Linked DNA regions of Homo sapiens: regions 1 and 3 are each linked to region 2. A link is an interaction called in ENCODE POLR2A ChIA-PET data of the cell type or tissue named here. Cell type or tissue: OCI-LY7. All regions are shown on one strand. Each heading gives the region's core, and the rest is flanking DNA. Links, peaks and the distances in the headings are about the cores only.

The links. ChIA-PET counts read pairs that join two places held together with the same protein. Peaks named below come from ENCODE experiments on the same cell type or tissue, not always from the same donor. Only the 100,000 strongest peaks of a DNase experiment are listed, where the experiment ranks them.
Region 1: POLR2A ChIA-PET joins it to region 2 with 5 read pairs; 2 of 35 experiments call an interaction of 5 or more read pairs at or near these places.
Region 3: POLR2A ChIA-PET joins it to region 2 with 7 read pairs; 6 of 35 experiments call an interaction of 5 or more read pairs at or near these places.

What each region holds. Positions count from the first base shown.
Region 1 is chr1:39,469,742-39,475,805 of GRCh38, reverse strand. The region is part of intron 97 of MACF1 (microtubule actin crosslinking factor 1); the gene reads right to left. Among named protein-coding and RNA genes, the nearest start is that of BMP8A, 19 kb to the left of the region's middle. In OCI-LY7, for the core only: no CTCF peak of the experiment used is centred there; no DNase peak of the experiment used is centred there.
Region 2 is chr1:39,202,178-39,208,241 of GRCh38, reverse strand. MACF1 (microtubule actin crosslinking factor 1) reads right to left here and starts at 3,547. Exons shown (of 101, transcript NM_001394062.1): 1 at 3,111-3,547. The coding sequence starts at 3,219. RefSeq lists an enhancer at 3,182-3,361. In OCI-LY7, for the core only: CTCF peaks have their summits at 2,122 and 3,684; DNase peaks (open chromatin) are centred at 2,891, 3,296 and 3,691; H3K4me3 peaks cover 2,500 bases; H3K27ac peaks cover 2,477 bases.
Region 3 is chr1:39,385,828-39,391,891 of GRCh38, reverse strand. MACF1 (microtubule actin crosslinking factor 1) reads right to left here. Exons shown (of 101, transcript NM_001394062.1): 57 at 5,963-6,064; 58 at 3,234-4,705. Among named protein-coding and RNA genes, the nearest start is that of BMP8A, 100 kb to the left of the region's middle. RefSeq lists an enhancer at 4,005-4,501. In OCI-LY7, for the core only: no CTCF peak of the experiment used is centred there; no DNase peak of the experiment used is centred there.

The sequences.
Region 1 (6,064 bases), core at 1,607-4,106, 270 kb before region 2:
ACTCCAAATATATTAGTAGGGCAGGCCTTCCTGCTGGATGCCAGAAGTTATATCCAGCAACTGATTAGGCATGACCAGAGTCAGGAACCAAAACCCTGGCACCAACGTAGGTCTCTCCCTCCCAAGGGCAGTTCAGTCTATTGATTCTACCTTCAAATGCCTCTTGAATCCCTGAGCCTGTGCATGCCCCCTTGTACTCAGGTGTTTCATGGAGCACCTCCTCCCCACTGGGTAACTGTAGCAGCCTTCCTACTGGTCTCCTTGTTTCTCATCTCACCACCCACCCAGCCCTCACTCATTTTCTCATTCTGCAGAATGCATTTTTTTTTTTTTTTTTGAGACAGGGTCTCACTTTGTCACCCAGGCTGGAGTGCAGTGACACAAACATGGCTCACTGTAGCCTTGACCTCCCAGGCTCAAGTGATCCCCTGACTTCAGCCTCCCAAGTAGCTGGGACTACAGGCATGTACCACCTTGCCTGGCTAATTTTTGTATTTTGCAGAATGAATTTCTAAATGAAAATCTGTTGTCAACAGCTCAGAATCCTTCCATGGTGTTTCACTGCTTATAGCAGAATTCCCCAAGTGAGGTTTTCTAGGGTTTTCCTACAAAAGGGGTTTGGTCCTCTATATTTCCCTGCTTGGGAGAGCTTTAACTTGGCATCTCCCAAATTCATTTGACCGTGACTTTTCGTTTTTTTGAGGACCACATCTTGGGGACTAGGAAGCACAATGTGGTAAGTACCCAGGACCCAGTGGTCTGGCATCCATCACCTGGCCCCTCCTGCTGACCCGTCCAGAGTCTTATCTGGTCGCTAACCTTGTACATTTGGCTGCAGTCCCATGGGACTACTTGTCCCCTTACTTTTTCAGCTGTTGACACTTCTGTTCATATGAACTTGTGGTTTCTGTACCAAGAACATCCAGATCCCTTTTCCTTCTGGTCAAGTGTTACCTCCTTTAAGATGTGGCTGAAGCAACACCTCCTTTTCCTTTTTCAAAACCTTTTTTCTTGAGATACAGTCTCACTCTGTCGCTGAGGCTGGAGCGCAGTATATACACACATACACTTATACACACACACAAACATTTATTTTTATTTAGTTATTTTTTGAGATGGAGTCTTGTTCTGTTGCCCAGGCTGGAGTGCAGTGGCACAATCTCAGCTCACCACAACCTCCGCTTCCCCGGTTCAAGTGATTCTGCTGCCTCAGTCTCTCGAGTAGCTGGGGTTACATGTGTACACCACCAGGCCGTTAATTTTTGTATTTTTAGTAGAGACAGGGTTTCACCATGTGGGCCAGGCTGGTCTTGAACTCCTGACCTCGGGTGATCCGCCCGGCTCAGCCTCCCAGAGTGCTAGGATTACAGGTGTGAGCCACTGTGCCTGGCCATATATTTATTTATTATTATTTTTTGCGACAGAGTCTCCCTCTATTGCCTAGGACGGAGTGCAGTGGCATAGTCTCGGCTCACTGCAACCTCTGCCTCCTGGGTTCAAGCGATTCTCCTGCCTCAGCCTCTCGAGTAGCTGGGACAACAGGGTCATGCCACCATGCCCGGCTAATTTTTTTATATTTTCAGTAGAAACAGCGTTTCACCATATTGGCCCGGCTGGTCTTGAACTCCTGACCTCATGATCTGCCCGCCTCGGCCTCCCAAAGTGCTGGGATTACAGGCATGAGCTGCTGCACCCGGCCTGTATTTTATTTTAAAACAGAGATGGGGTCTTGCTATGTTGCCCAGGCTGGTCTTAAATTCTTGGCCTGAAGTGATCTTCCCTACTAGGCCTCCCAAAGTGTTGGGATTGTACACGTGAGCCACTATGCCCAGCCCAATTATGTCCTTTTCCTGATACCTTCTCCATCTTCATGGGCAGAGTCATCTCTTCCCCTCTTGCTCTCTCAACCATTCATTTTACCAAATAGAAGGGCATGTATTCACATGTTTGTTCCCTGCACTAGGCTGAGAGCTTCTGCAGGCAGGGACCATCATCTTAATTTACCTTTGGATCCCAGTGCGAGGCTTGCATTTAGGGTTTCAGTAAGTATGTGTGAAACAGAGTAGCCTCTGTTTCTCTGAAATAGCCTCTGAAAACAAGTCTCTCAACAGTTTCAAGGAATGGATCTCGCAACCTTCATGAACTCACTAAGTGCTTCCATTGAGAAGTGCTCATTATTTCACGGGGATGAAGAACAGAAGCACCAAGCTGTGTTAAAGTGAGGAGTCAGTGGCCAGTGGGGCTCACTCTCTCGCTGTGTGACCGGCTCTCTTGCACAGCAGAAACAAATGCAAATCCATGAATTTTCATGACTGAAACCACAAAGTTAAATTTGTGACTGCCAACACCTACTATATATAGAATATTAAAGCAATTTAAAAGAGCAGATAGAATAGCTTTCCATAAGAAAGATACTACAAGAAGGAAGATTATCCCATGTTAACAGCAACCTTTGCATTTTGTGATCTGAGGACCTGTTTAATTCTATCACAGGATCCTATGCTGATCTCCTATATCATGACCCTGTTAGCCCCAGAGGCCACCATGAGGTAGGTACATTGTAACGCCTCATTAAATGACTGCTGAGGGCCCAAAGGGTGTCTCACTTGCTTTCCTAGCTGGGTGCATGCAGGATGCTGGGAAAATACAGTTCATAATTTTCTCAGGGTACGCTTACACGTCATAACGAAACAAATAAACATAATGAGACAGTCTCTGTTTTCATAAGGAAATCTCCAGCCAATGGTCACCTCTTGGGATAGTATTTCACTGGCCAGAGATGCAAAGACGTGTGAACAATTCTCTAACGTCATCCTTCCAGGTTACTACAGCCATGCCAAAGACACGCAACATAGGCATTAAGGCAATCTGAGACTGTAAACAGTGGTTAGCTAGCTCCTGCACGCTTCCATGAGGCCTCATTAAGAAGGTCTAAACTCAAGTGAAAAATAATGGCTTACTTTAATTGGGGCTTTAGAGGCTTGTCTTCTCCCTTTTATTTTCCTTCCTCTCTCTGTAATTTCCATCTTCTTGGTCCTTATGCTCTTAAGCTCACAATAGTAAAATTCCCACATTTCTGGTGCTCTCATCTCGGTCAAGAGACCAATGAATAATTAATTTATCCCAAGCCATGCCTAGCTAATATTAGCTTAATATGCTACAACTCCCATGGATATTTGCATTTTAAAAGAAAATATTTGAAGATGCAAGGCAATGAAACGATTCTTGGTAAGGAACATTTTATATACATATCACTTGGAAGAAATGAAAGCTCTTTCTTCAGAAATAAACTTAAAGCGGCCAATTTTAAGAATTAAAAAAGGTGTTAAGGGGGCAATTAATACTTTTACTTTGATAATAGAAAAGGCTGGGATGGGAGGAGGCGACAACAAACAATAAACAGTTGGAAGCTGTGAAAATTGATTTCTGGAGCAATCCCACAAGTAAAAAGTAAACATTTTTCTCGAACTAGAAGGAAACACCAAATTCTGATTAAGCAAAATTTATGTACTAGCACTTGAATTTAGTAGTAAAGGTACTCTTAATATTTACATTGATTCAAATATTTCCCAAAATTGGGTATTATAGTCCTAAAGTTAAAAAAAAGAGAAGATTCCTAGTACTTGGTTGACTACTGTGATAGGATTTTCCCCCTCACCATTCTTTTCACTGGAGAAAAGATCTACCATTGAACCTACAGAACCAGACATGACGGCAGCCACCTCAAGTTCAGTTCATTGACCACCAAAGAGGCTGTCTTTGCTAAGGGAGTTATGCTGGCCACCTGAAACTGGCTGATGCGGGCATGTTAAAATTCAGTTCTAAGCTATTGTTTAATGGGTATAGAGTTTCAGTTTTACAAGATGAAGAGAGTTCTGTGGATGGACGGTGGTGACGGTAGTATGACACAAATATACTTAGTCCTGTACTTAAAAATGGTTAGGATGGTAAATTTTATCTGTATAACAATCTGAAAAAAAAAATGAGTTCTATTTCAAAATGTGTCTTTTAAATCTTCATAAATGAAATTTCCTAGATGTTCACTTATCTGGGGGAGCTAATATGTCTAATGATCAAAAACATACACAGTACCTTAGGTACAAGTATACCCATTATTTAGGCAGGAGCACTTTTTTTCTCTCTATCCAAAACATCATGATTTCCTGTGCCACGGATACATTCAGAAACTGAAATATCTGATTTTGGCAGTACCAGGAGACTGGCAAATCTAGCTAGTAAAATATTTTCATTTTTTTACACATGACTAAAAGCTACATGCAGTTTGAGATATCTTCTACCTTTTAAAATAGCTGTGTAAAAGGAGGTAAGAAATGATAGTGCACACTGGTGTTAAGAACCTTGTCACACATCTTGTACTGTCCTCAGTATAGCATTCTCTACATTCCAGAGACCCAAGGAAATATGCAACATAAATGAGTACAAAACCTACCATAAGCACTGTTTCCAGAAGCCACATTAATCCTTATAGAACTTCCAATATAGTTTCAAGTAACTTTGTTCTCTTCTCATCCTTCATACCCTTCTAACTTATTATAATCCATCCTAGTCCTTAGGTGTTCATCGCCTAGCACCATTTTTTATTTGATTAAAAATAGCTCATCCTGCCCATCACTGACAGAGTTACGAAATTTAAAACTTCTGGAGAGTTCTCTCCACAGTCAATGGATTGAGATGATTACTGAGTTCCAGGAGAGCACTCCTGGAGAGACACAGGAAAGTCTTACCTTGCTTGTTCCAAGGGATGCTAAAAAAGGTTACTAGCTTTCATAGAAAATAGCTTCTAGATGGCCCTCCCCAATTTCCTTGGGGTTCCAAATTTTAGATACTAAGATAAGGACAAAGCAAGCAGTGTTCTCCTTGGCCAGCAGCATGATGTTATCATAAATAGAGCAGGCAGCAAATAAACAGGCAATCAAGGATTCCAAAATGCCACATGCAATATCTCTTTTATTTAGTCTGATCATACATGACAGGAAAAATAGGACCTTATTCATAGATTTGGAAAGGAATAAAGTTGTTTTACTGAGTTAAAGTTAAAATGGCATATATTGTTTCTCATTAAAGCAATAAAAGACAGCTTTTAAATTCTAAAACTAAATACTTTCAAGTTTTTAAGTGTTTTCAAAATTACTTTTTTGTAGACAAGAGTCTTGCCTTGTTGCCCAGGCTGGAGTGCAGTGGCATGATCATGGCTCACTGTAGCTTTGAACTCCTGGGCTCAAGCAATACTCCCACCTCAGCCTCCAGAGTAGTTAGGACTACACAGGTGTGTACCACCATGCTTAGCTAATTTTTAAATTTTTTTTTGTGGAGATGGGGTTTCACTATGTTGCTAAAGATGGTCTTGAACTTCTGAGCTTCAACAATCCTCCTGCCTTGGGCTCCCAATGTACTGGGATTCCACTGTACCTGGCCCCAATTTTTTTAAAAAAGGAACCTCTAATGAAAATTATTACTGCTGAATTTTTACTCTGGTTTACTGTAGTAAACACAGAATGAGTTAAAATAAGAGGAACTACTTAGGGGCATATCTGAATTCATGTGAAAACTGCTATCTTTAGCTCTGTCCTCACTAAATGCTTCAGAATATGACTATAAATCATTTCCAAAGAAGTTATGTACTGTACAGCAAACATTTCTGCTAGGTTTATAAATAAACCTTAATAATTATGCAGGTGATCCAATAATAAACATACACAAAGGTGTGTCAGCCTCTGAAAGATATAACATGCTGACTAGGGGCACATACTCCAGACCCAGATTGCCCTGAATTTGAATCTCATCTCTGCCATTTACTAGTTGTTTGTCTTTGGGCAAATTATTTACGTTTTCTATGCCTCAATTTCCTATTCTGTAAAACAGAGATAAGAGCATCTACACTTCATATGAGGCATAAATGTGTTACTTGTAAAGTACTTGTAATAGTGTGTGGCACATAAAACTATATAAGTATTTGTTAAATAGAAACTCAAAACAAATTCCATGGACACTGTCTCAACAGTATTTTATGCACCATCAACTTGAGTAGTTAGAAAAGCTATGG
Region 2 (6,064 bases), core at 1,428-3,927:
GGATGCTTATAAGGCCAAGATAGGAAATAAAACCAGTGAAACAGGAACGGAGTAGATTTAATTAAAAAAAAAAAACCCTTTTATATTTCTTTTCTTTTTTTTTTTTTTTGAGACGGACTCTCATTCTGCTGCCCAGGCTGGAATACAGTGGTGTGATCGCAGCTCACTGCAACCTCCACCTCCTGAGTTCAAGCTGTTCTCCTGCCTCAGCCTCCCGAGTAGCTGGGATTACAGGCACCTGCCATCACACCAGCTAATTTTTGTATTTTTAGTAGAGATGGGGTTTCACCATGTTGACCAGGCTGGTCTCGAATTCCTGACCTCAGGTGATCCACCTGCCTCAGCCTCCCAAAGTGCTGGAATTACAGGTGTGAGCCACCACGCCCAGCCAGCATCTGGTTTATTTCTATGTTGTGTTTTATTGCAGAGAATCAATTTTTAGATGATATTGGGCATGTTTGGGGTGGTATGGCCGTAGACAAGAATCAATTTTTAAGAACTGATTCACACAAATAAATAGAAACAAATAATAACAGCTTCACTGTTTGCCTAATAATCTCAGGACATTATTCAAATAAATTGAGACGAGAGCCTGAAAGAATAGCACAAATATTTGTTTCAAAGCCAGTTACCTTCAGTGTTTAAAACTATGAACATTCTTCAGCCAGGCACGGTGGCTCACACCTATAATCCCAGCACTTTGGGAGGCCGAGGCAGGTGGATCACCTGAGGTCAGGAGTTCGAGACCAGCCTGACCAACATGGAGAAACCCCGTCTCTACTAAAAATACAAAATCAGCCGGCTGTGGTGGCACATGCCTGTATTACCAGCTACTCAGGAGACTGAGGCAGGAGAATCACTTGAACCCGGGAGGCGGAGCTTGCGGTGAGCCAGGATTGTGCTCCATTGTACTCCAGCCTGGATAACAAGAGCAAAACTCCGTCTCCAAAAAAAAAAAAGAAAGAAAGAAAGAAAGAAAGAAAAAAACAACTATGAACATTCCTCATAATATGTAAACACAAATAGAAAAGTGAGACAAAAGAACAGAAACTTCTGGTACACATACTAAACCAGTAATACAGTATTACTACATAGAGATGAATTAATTACCCACTTCACTATTATAATAGTTCAGTTAACACCTGAGCTCATACAACTGAGCTCTGCCTGAATCATTATTATTACTATTATTAGGCACAAGACCTATGTGCTATAGTTTGTTCTGCAATACTGTATGTAACTCCAATTAAAAAAAAAAAAAAGACTACATCAGAAGAAGCGATCTTTGTGTTTTTAATCAAGTGTACATTTATTAATAGTACAAATATATACACAGAGATGGTGGAAAAACTTTATTCTGTGATGTCCAACTGGCAGGTAATTAGAGTGTACATATTATTTTTAAAAATACATTTTTAAATAAATGAAATGCATCTTAAAATTGCAATTATAATAAAATGGGTACAGAATCTCGTAAGTAACTCCATGGAAGATTTGGAATCCATAGCCTCCAATTGAAAAATGACATCTCTCATTTTACAGATAAAGCAAACGTAGCACATTCCCGATATAACTATTTGGTATTAGAATCAAAGTTGTTTCATAGAAATAAAAAGCTTTTACAATGTATCTTTTTATTTCAATTACTTTATGGCTGTTTATGAAATTAACATTTCTAAACATAAAAAAGAAAGCACTTAAAATACAGTGATAGCTCTTAAGTTCCATTAAAGTCCTATACTGAAGATAAACTTTAAAAATATTAACAACTAATTAGTTATTTAATGTTTAAAAATGACATTACCATAATGCACAAGGAAAGAAAAGCAGCAGCCTCTACCTAAATGATATTGTATTTATTTTCTCATTACATGTGAAATAGTAAATAGGACCAAACAACTTAAGCCTGCCTATCTCTTTCTTTCTAAGTTCAAATACAGGAAAGCCACTTTGAGGTGGCTTTTTTAAAAACACCACCACACAATCAAACACACTTCTAAAATGTCTGTCTTTGTTTCCGCTGCTATAGATGCACACTAGGATCTGAATATTTAGTCAAAAGCTTTTCTGGGACGTACTGGAAAGGACACTGGGGAATGATTGAATCTAATTCTAATTCTGTCAGGCGTTTGTGAACTTTTAATAGAAAGCTAAATAATAAGCCATCAAATCCCCACCTTAACTTGTAAGATACACTATAAAAAGTGTCTACATACCTAAGTTTGAAGGTAGTGAGCCCATCACAATGAGAGTACTGAAGGCAATGAGACCCAAGGGTATACACTCCAGTAAAAGTTAGACCATATGAATCCTCAACCATGGAGACTCAGAATCAGCCAAACTCAGGGCTGATCCCTGCTCTGAGTGTTTAGAAGTCAACAGAATATAACTAATAGCAATATGGGAAGAATGAGGGTTCTGGTGCCATTACAAAAAAAAATTTTTTTTTTAATTATCAAAGCCTGATTCCCTAGGGAAGAGAGGGATTAACTTCCTTGCATTGAACAAGATGATTTGGATACACATAGCCAAACTGTGTAGGAACAGTATCAATGATATCAAAGAGAACACAGACACCCAGTGTTCCAGGATGCCCCTCGGCAAGGACATCGCACGACCCCTTCCACTGACTGACCCTTCCTCCTCTGCCTTTTCTCACCCCAAAACACACCAAGTTAACAGAAACTTCTCCAACCCAAATCTATACCTGGAGGAGGGTAAAAGAGTTACTGTATGTTTTCAGTTAAAAACAAGGTTCCAAGAAACCACTCTGAGATTGAGAAAGAAAGAGCTCAGTTCTCTGAGGAAAGACTAAGTCAGCACAGCAGCCACTTCCCTTCAGTTTTGAGCCCAGTCATCACCTCATCTAACCAGCACTCTCCAGACAGACTCACAGAACAGAAAAGAGCACCACCCCCATCCCAAAGTGGCCCCAGGGCAGACCAGCTTCTTCATTATACTCACACACACACACTCTTAAGTCTGACAGCACCCCAGCTGAAGGACGTACTGGCCCTTTAAGGAAAGCAACTGGGAAGACCTCCATCATTCACCCCACCCTCAAAAGCCCCACAGTAGATTTAAAGAATAACTGGGTACCAGTTAGTTACCTGCTCTACCTCTGGCATGCCTCTTCCAGTATAGAACACCAGCAACTCCAAGAACGTGAGTCAAAATAAAGATGGTTGGTGGTAAATAAGATGAATCTAAGAGGGGCATTTCCAGGCCCGTCCTTTCTCCTCCCTTGAGTTAGCCACAAGCTCAGCGCAGGCCTCTGGATGCCTTTCTCCTGAGGTTACTGTTGTCCTGTACTATCAGCAGAGGCAGAGGCCGGAGCTTAGTGTTGTCAGAAACTTCCTGGCAGCTTCTCCTCCATCTCACTTCTGACTGTTTTTCAGCAGGCGCTAGTAGACTGGGACTAAAACTGTACAGTGTATCTCAGACAAAGCCCAGGAAACAACTGGCCAGCGGGGGAGGGGAAAGGGAAGAAGGAACAAGGAGAGTGAAAAGGAGCGCCTAAGCCAGTGTCAAGCTGACTCAAACCTCTATCTTTGGCATCCTCTGCTCAGCTTAAATAAACAAACCTCAGACCCTTCTACAAGAAGGGAGGGTGTCAGAGGACGTCACACTCTTAACTTTCCATTCCCAGCCTGCCTGCAAGGCCAGACTTCAGGATGTAGCCAGAAGAAAAAAGTCACAGAAGCATTAGGGAACCTCTTGCGGGGAGAAAGCAAAGTACATGAGGATGTATGAGCACCACAAGTACCCTGGAGTTGTCAGAGGGCAAACCCTCCATACCCACAACCCGGGAGGAGAAGCAAGGAGCCTGAACATCAGTCCAGGGAGGATACATACAGAGCAAGCTCCCATGAAGCAGACCTGACATCTAGGTGTGATGAAGATCAGCGAGGAGAGCAAACTGCTCATTTAGGGGGTACTTCTCAAGGGTTAAAAAAATCCGTCTGGCTGGGCGCAGTGGTTCATGGCTGTAATCCCAGCACTTTGGAAGGCACGATATCAGTTCACTGCAACCTCCGCCTCTAGGGTTGAAGCAATTCTCCTGCCTCAGCCTCCTGAGTAGCTGGGATTACAGGTGGATGCCACCGCACCCAGCTAATTTTTATATTTTTAGTAGAGATGGGGTTTCACCATGTTGGCCAAGCTGGTCTCGAACTCCTGACCTCAAGCAATCCTCCCGCCTCTGCCTCCAAAGGTGCTGGGATTACAGGCATGTGCCACTGTGCCCGGCCTTAGACCAGAGGACCCAGCAATCTCACTCCTAGGTATCTATCCAAGAAAAAGAGAAACGTATATCCACACAAAGACCTGTATATGAATGTTTGCAGCAGCATTATTCATAATATAAAAAACTGGAAACAACCCAAATGTCCATCAACTGGTAAATGTATAAACAAATTGTGCATCCATATAATGGACTACCTATTCTGCAATAAAATAGAATAAAACTACTGATACATACGACGACACAGATGATTCTCAAAACTATTATGCTACATAAAAAAAGCCAAACACAAAAGGCTACATACCATATGATTCCATTTATATAACTTTCTAGAAAAGCAAAACTATACAACTAGAAATGGAAGAGGCTGAGAATGAGGGAAGGAAATTGACTAAAAGGATCACAAAATAACTGTAAGAGGATGGAAATGTTCCTTTTGTTGATTGTGGTGGTGGTTCCATGACTGTATACATTTGTCCAAACTCACTAAATCAGGCCAGATGCAGTGGCTCATGCTTGTAATCCCTGCACTTCAGGAGGCTGAGGCAGGAGGATCACTTGAGCCCAGGAGTTCAGGACCAGACTGAGTAACACAGTGGGACCCCATTTCTACAAAAAAATTTTAAAATTTAGCCAGATGAGATGGTATGTGTGTATAGTCCCAGCTACTGGGGAGGCTGAGGTGGGAAGATGGCTTGAGCCCAGGAATCAAGGCTGCAGCAAGCCATGATCATGCCACTGCACTACAGCCTTTTTATTTGAGACAAAGTGAGACCCTGTTTACTTACTTCTAAAGTACCTATTACACTATGATATAGATGAAGATGCTATAGTCTCACAAGCTTTAAAAAATGAAAATTGCTTTATATATCTGTCAAGTTTATTTTTTTCTAATAATAGGGAAGGGTTTTACTTTTTTTTCTATGTGAAATCTTTATTTATTTATTTATTTTCCTTTTGCTTTTTTCTAGAGCTTGTTGAAGCAAAAGGAAAGAGTTTTAGATGTGCATAACCTACTACCCAGAAAAATAATAAAGGGGCCTTGACGGGACCACTAATACAATGGGAACTTTTAAATCTGGCAATAGGATCATCTACAATTTTGTGCTAACCTACATTTCATTCATCAAATATTTACTTCATATTATGTGCCAGGTCATGTTCCAGGTACCAGAAACAATAGCAGTAAACAAAACAAAGACCTTGCTCTCACAGAACTTACATACTAGTAGGAGAAGAAAGAAAAGAAATATAAACAGGTAAATACATAGCTTGTCACATAAATGCTATGGAGAATACTAAAGGAGACGAAGAGGAGATGGAGTGTCAATGTCAATGGGGGATAGTTTACTTTTTTTTTTTTTGAGACAGAGTCTTGCTCTGTTGCCCAGGCTGGAGTGCAGTGGCATGATCTTGGCTCACTGCAACCTGTGCCTCCCGGCTTCAAGCGATTCTCCTGCCTCAGCCTCCTGAGCAGCTGGGACTACAGGCACGTGCCACTACACCTAGCTAATTTTTCTATTTTTAGTAGAGATGGGGTTTCACCGCATTGGCCAGGCTGGTCTCGAACTCCTGACCTCGTGATCCAACTGCCTTGGCCTCCCAAAGTGCTGGGATTACAGGTGTGAGCCACTGCGCCCGGCCAGCACCTAGCCAAGTTTACGGTTTTATATATAGGATGGTCAGAGAAGGCTCGTCTAATAAGGTGACATCTGAGCAGATAAAGAATATGAGGCCGGGCGTGGTGGCTCACGCCTGTAATCCCAGCACTTTGGGAGGCGGAGGCGGGTGGATCATGAGGTCAGGAGACTGAGACCATCA
Region 3 (6,064 bases), core at 1,607-4,106, 180 kb before region 2:
TCCCAGCCTTCACATCCAGAGTATCTGAGGTGGAAGGCTTATTTTTAGAAATCAGTGAAACGAATTTGGCTATGACAAGCAACTAAGTGCTATTGAACTCTGAGCACTATTAGGCAACATACTAGGATAGAAATAAGATAAAGTAATGCCCAGTAATTTTTTGAAATCTTCCAGCAACATCAAAAGTCAGAATGTCTCTAGAAACCAAGGATTAAATGAAAAGGAAAAGATGACTTGTCCTCAAATCCAAACACTATTTATGCCTGCATGTGGACTCTTTTGTACATTTTAGCTCATATCTAATGCAATTTTAACAGGCCTGTTTATCTCATTTTCTAGCTCAGTGAAGATTAGAAGGGAGGAATAGACTACACAGACCAAATGACAGCAGTGAAAAGTGATAGCAGTAGGAAATAATAACCAATATCATGGTGGTGGGCAGAAATCCCAAAATTACCTCCTCCTCTCCACACACACATGCACAGCCAATCCAACCAGTATAATACTATAGAGGCCCTAAACAATAACTTCAATATAGAAATCAAAGTGCACAGTAATTTGGGAATACTTAATACAAAGCAGCTCCAAATGTGTCTCACATCCTTGAGAATATCACCATAGTATAGACAGTACAACCATTTAAATAATGTTAACCTGCACTCATTAAAAAAAACTTATGCATAATACATATTTAGAAAATTAGGCAAATTGAGTTTAAAATAATTCCTATATAAACCAGAACCTGGTTAGATGAAACTATTTTGTGTGTTTTTTTTTTTTTGAGAAGGAGTCTCACTCTGTCACCCAGGCTGGAGTGCAGTGGCGCCATCTTGGCTCACTGCAAGCTCCACCTCCTGGGTTCATGCCATTCTCCTGTCTCAGCCTCCCGAGTAGCTGGGACTACAGGCGCCTGCCACCATACCCAGCTAATTTTTTGTATTTTTTTTTAGTAGAGACAGGGTTTCACCGTGTTAGCCAGGATGGTCTCGATCTCCTGACCTCGTGATCCACCCGCCTCGGCCTCCCAAAGTGCTGGGATTACAGGCGTGAGCCACCGCACCCGGCTGATAAAACAAAACTATTTTGGAGCCTAAAGGGATAAGTTTCAGTTTTCTAAAAATTTCATTGAGTTGGTTAGATGGTTAATTCTAAATAGCCTGGATGCAAGTAAATTGGATAACTGAAGCATACCTGTAGAAGAAAGTCTCTGCTTTTGAGACACTTATAACAAAAGAGGAAAGAAAAATGTGCAAGCTGAAACAGGGAAGGCCACACTACCACTAGAAAGGAAGTTTCTAAGAGGAATGCACTGCTTCACGGGTTTACGTTTTCTCTACCTACCCTTTCCTTATCTGGGTGCCTCAAGAAACCCAAATACGATGACTCCTCTTGCTCAAAATTGTACTATCTCCAAACATGGTAAGAAGGCCTTCAGCCAATGTCCCACTTTAGTGCTGAATTTCTCCCAAGCTCCTAGAGGGGCCCTTCTGAAACAGCCACATTTTTGCACTTGGATCCTGTCTACAAAACTGTGACGTCTCTAGGACTACGTGGCTCTGAGCTGGTGTCAACATTACCTCTGCATCCATGTTTTTAAGATAAATAACGCTGGCAAGCAGGGTCTCTGAGATCACAATTTTACTTTAATGGCAGGAGTGTTAACTGTGTAAGCAGGAATAATTAACTCTAGTGATGGAAACAAAGTGCTGAAAGTATCCTTTCCAAATCTATTCCATGTACAGTGGCAGAGTGAGAGACTTTTACGTATTTACCACAAGGAAAACTCTAGGGGCAACAGGTTAATATAGTGAGAACCAAGATCCAACAGATGTGCTCCTAACCCAGTAAATCCACACTTTTGGGTCATGTAATCATCTCCTGTTACTTTAATTTATACTCACACAATCTCAGGAATGGAGATTTTGGCTCAGGCAAAGAATTAAAGTATTTTTGCAATTAAGGCAGTACTTCTCAAACTTCTTTCCTATAGGCAAAGAACTTGTACTCTTGAGGAGTCTGGGATGTATTATTAAGCTGCTTACTATATAAATGGGAGATTTATTTGAAGTGTCATGTTTTATCTTAACAATTAATGATAATTTTATGTTTTATTCCATAATATATCAAATATACATCAATATCCTCCCCTAAAATCTATGTAAAATAAACCCTTTAGGAAGATGAGACTATGTTTAACTTACGGCTTTTCATACCTCAATTTGAAAAACAGGGGGCTGAGTGCGGTGACTAATGCCTGTAATCCCAGCACTTTGGGAGGCTAGGGCGGGTGGATCACTTGAGGTCAGGAGATCGAGACCAGCCTGGCCAATATGGTGAAACCCCATCTCTACTAAAAATATAAAAATTAACCAGGCGTGGTGGTGAGCGACTGTAACCCCAGCTACTTGGGAGGCTGAGGCAGGAGGATCACTTGGACCCCGGAGGTGGAGGTTTCAGTGAGCCTAGATCGCCCCACTGCACTCCAACCTGGGCTACAGAGCAAGACTCTGTCTCCAAAAAAAAAAAAAAAAAAAAAAAAACACACAAAAACCAGAGACCTGAAGATACATTCACTGCTATTACAAAATCTGGTAATCTGAAATCTCAAGAAATCCTAAAAGGAAATTCTTAGAGTAAGAGATAAGACTTGGACATTTCTTTCTATATCCTTAATTGGTTATAAAGACTGAAATAAACTACAATAGAAAAATGCTCTGGCTGGGCGTGATGGCTCATGCCTGTAATCCCAACACTTTGGTAGGCTGAGGTGGGCGGATTGCCTGAGCTCAGGAGTTTGAGACCAGCCTGGGAGACATGGTGAAACCTCGTCTCTACAAAAAATACAAAAAATTAGCCGGGTATGGTGGCGCCTGTGGTCCCAGCTCCTTGGGAGACTGAAGTGGGAGGATCGCTTGAGCCTATGAGGTCGAGTCTGCAGTGAGCCGAGATCGCACCACTGCACTCCAGCCTGGGTGAGAGAGAGAGACCCTGTCTCAAAAAAAAAAAAAAAAAAAAAAAAGAAGAAGAAGAAGAAAAAGAAAAAGAAAAATGCTCAAACCAGTTTGCTCAGAAGTCCGAGAGACTATTTAGTCTTCAGACAGTGTGCTTTCATGGTGATGGAAGTGACAATAATAAAACTAGGGACAGAAGTTAAAATGTATACTTGACTGGTTTCCAAGTTACAAGCAAATAAATACATGTAAAAGAAAAAGAAAAACAAGGTTCAGACTTACTTTAAAATCTGCTAATTGTTGGTTGATGATTTCCACTTCGGTCCCCACTACCCACTGGAGGGCCTCTGCCTCCTCTGCTGCTGTGGTCGCGTCATTGAGTCCTTTCAATTTCCTGTAGAAGTCCTCTACACGGCCTAGTGTCAGTTCCAGCTGTTCCTGACGAGCTTTCCCCCTCTCTGTCAGTTTGCCACACTGTTTGTTCAGGGCTTCTAGCTCCCTTTTGAGACCTAACAAATCCAGAGTCCCCTCTTCTTCTAGCATATGTCGACACTCTGCTTCAGAGGCCTCTATGTCTAATTTGAGGACGTGAATTTTGTTAAGGAATAGCCGGACATCCTCGATTTGGGACTGGAGGCTATCAGTGTCTCTGCCAATAGCACCCATGCCATCTAGCTCATCATCCAGGTCTGCCAATTGAGAGAACATCTCTCGGACCCGGCAGTGAAACTGGCCAATCCCCTCCAGCTTGTTTTCCATCATCACACAACCACTGTTCACTCTTTGCTTAACTTCGAGGAACTCTTGCTGGGCGACCTCAGCTTGGTGGAGAAGTTGAGAAGCATCAGATCCATCTGGGGCATCTTCTACCAGACCCTGAGTAAAGTTCCTCAGATAGTCTACCTGAGGCTCTAGGGCCTGCAGCACTTCCTGTTGAGCTCTTAGCTTCTCCAGGTTCTTGTTGCTACAGGCTTGAGAACCCAGAGCATCAAAGATCTCAAGTTGGTGTTTGGCTCCTTCAACCTTCTTTTCAATATTCTTAAAGCTTTCCTGGAACTCCCTGAGCCTCTGAGTCATTTCTTCGAGTGACCCTGTTTTGGCCTGCAGCTCTTCTGTAACAGCATCCATGTTCTGGTTGATCCCAGCCTTCTCATCCCGGATTCCATCCTCATCTGCTTCTGAAGAATTGATCAGAATGTCAGCAGCACTATTCAATATTTCCAGCAGGGAGCGGCGCTTCTCCACCTCATTCAGCATAGCCTTTGATCTTAGGAGACTGGACTCTAGCTGCACTGGATCCAGAGTGACTCGCAACTCAGACATCTTAGCTTTACAATCTTCTATCCATGGCACAAGGTCTTCCACATGCCACTGATATTTCTGAGCTTTCTGCATACAATCCTTGAGCCTGGATTGTCTGTCTGCAGTTTTTTTACTAAGCTCTTCCCAATGGTTTTTGAGCTCAACCAACTGGTTTTGTAGAGTCCTTTTCTCTTCTCCAGGAGGTACAGAAAGAAGTAGAGATTCCCCTTCAGCCACAATCACCTCATAGGAGCCACTGTGTTGATTAAGACTTTTCTGAAACTCTTCATTCTCCTGTAGCTGAGACTGTAGCCGCTCCAATTTTGCAGAAATTGGGCAGTTTTTTGCTTGCTGGCTTTGTTTATCATCCAACCAGGTCCTCAACTCATCAAACATTTGCTGGAACTGCTGGGTGCTGGCAAGAGCTGCCTGGAGTCTGTTAATGCGATCGGCTGAAATGAGAAAATAAAATTGAAATCAATAAAGCCTGAACCCTGGCATTTAAAATGTTTGCTGAGAGTATACGGTCTAATCTTGGGGGAAGGGAACTAATGTTACTTGAGGGCCTACCAAAAAGAGGCATATAATTAGGCTCCTTCATGTACACTATCTTATTTAATCCTCGTATCAACCTTGTAAGGTGATCTAAGTAACAGAAGTAAACTTTGACTTCTAGCTGGTAAACGTGAAAGTCATAAACAGTTCCAGAAAAATAAATAATAAATTAATGGCACAATTTTTCTTCTACCAAGTTATCATAAGAAGTCCAGAAGCAGCCGGGTGCAGTGGCTCATGCCTGTAATCCCAGCACTTGGGGAGGCTGAGGTGGGAGGATCAGTTGAGCCCAGGAGTTCAAGACTAGCTTGGGCAACAAAGCAAGACCTCGTCTCTACTAAAAATAAAAATAATCACTGGGTGCGGTGGCTCACGCCTGTAATCCCAGCACTTTGGGAGGCCAAGGCGGGCAGATCACGAGGTCAAGAGTTCGAGACCAGCCTGGCCAACATGGTGAAACACCGTCTCTATTAAAAATACAAAAATTAGCCAGGCATGGTGGCACGTGCTTGTAGTCCCAGCTACTTGGGAGGCTGAGGCAGGAGGATTGCTTGAACCGAGGAGGCGGAGGTTGCAGTGATCCAAGATCGTGCCACTGCACTCCAGCTGGGGCAACAGAGTGAGACTCTGTCTCAAAAAAAAAAAAGAAAAAAAAATCAGCTGGGCATGGTGGCGTGTGTCTATAGTCCCAGCTACTTGGGAGGCTGAGGTGGGAGGTTCACTTGAGCCCAGGAGATTGAGGGTGCAGTGAGCCATGATCGCACTACTGTACTCCAGCCTGGGTGACAGAGCGAGACCGTGTGTGTGTGGTATGCATAATATTAAAAAAAAAAAAAAAGTGGGTATCAATGAGAGTATATGTGGAACTCCATTTATCAGTACATCTATGGGGATGAATCTCTACTTGCTGACTGAAATTTTATTAGAGCTTTTATCTTTAGGACTATGCTATGTAAACCTTCACATTTTTAAGTGTTCACTGTGTAACAACTACAACAGTTCTCACTGCAACTAGGAGAAGGAATTGGTTTAACACCATTCTGAGTCTACAAATTACGTAAGGGAATCCTAGAATCTTGGGACTACTCCTAACCCATTCCTTCTTTCTGCTTGCCTCTAATAATGGCAGAAGTATGTTCTTCACCCCAACTTACCTGCAAGGTCTTCTAAACCTTGGAGAGGCAGGGCAACTGTCTCCAAACGCTTCTTCAGTTCATCCTTGAGGTACTGCTCACCAATGAGCACTGAGAGTTCAT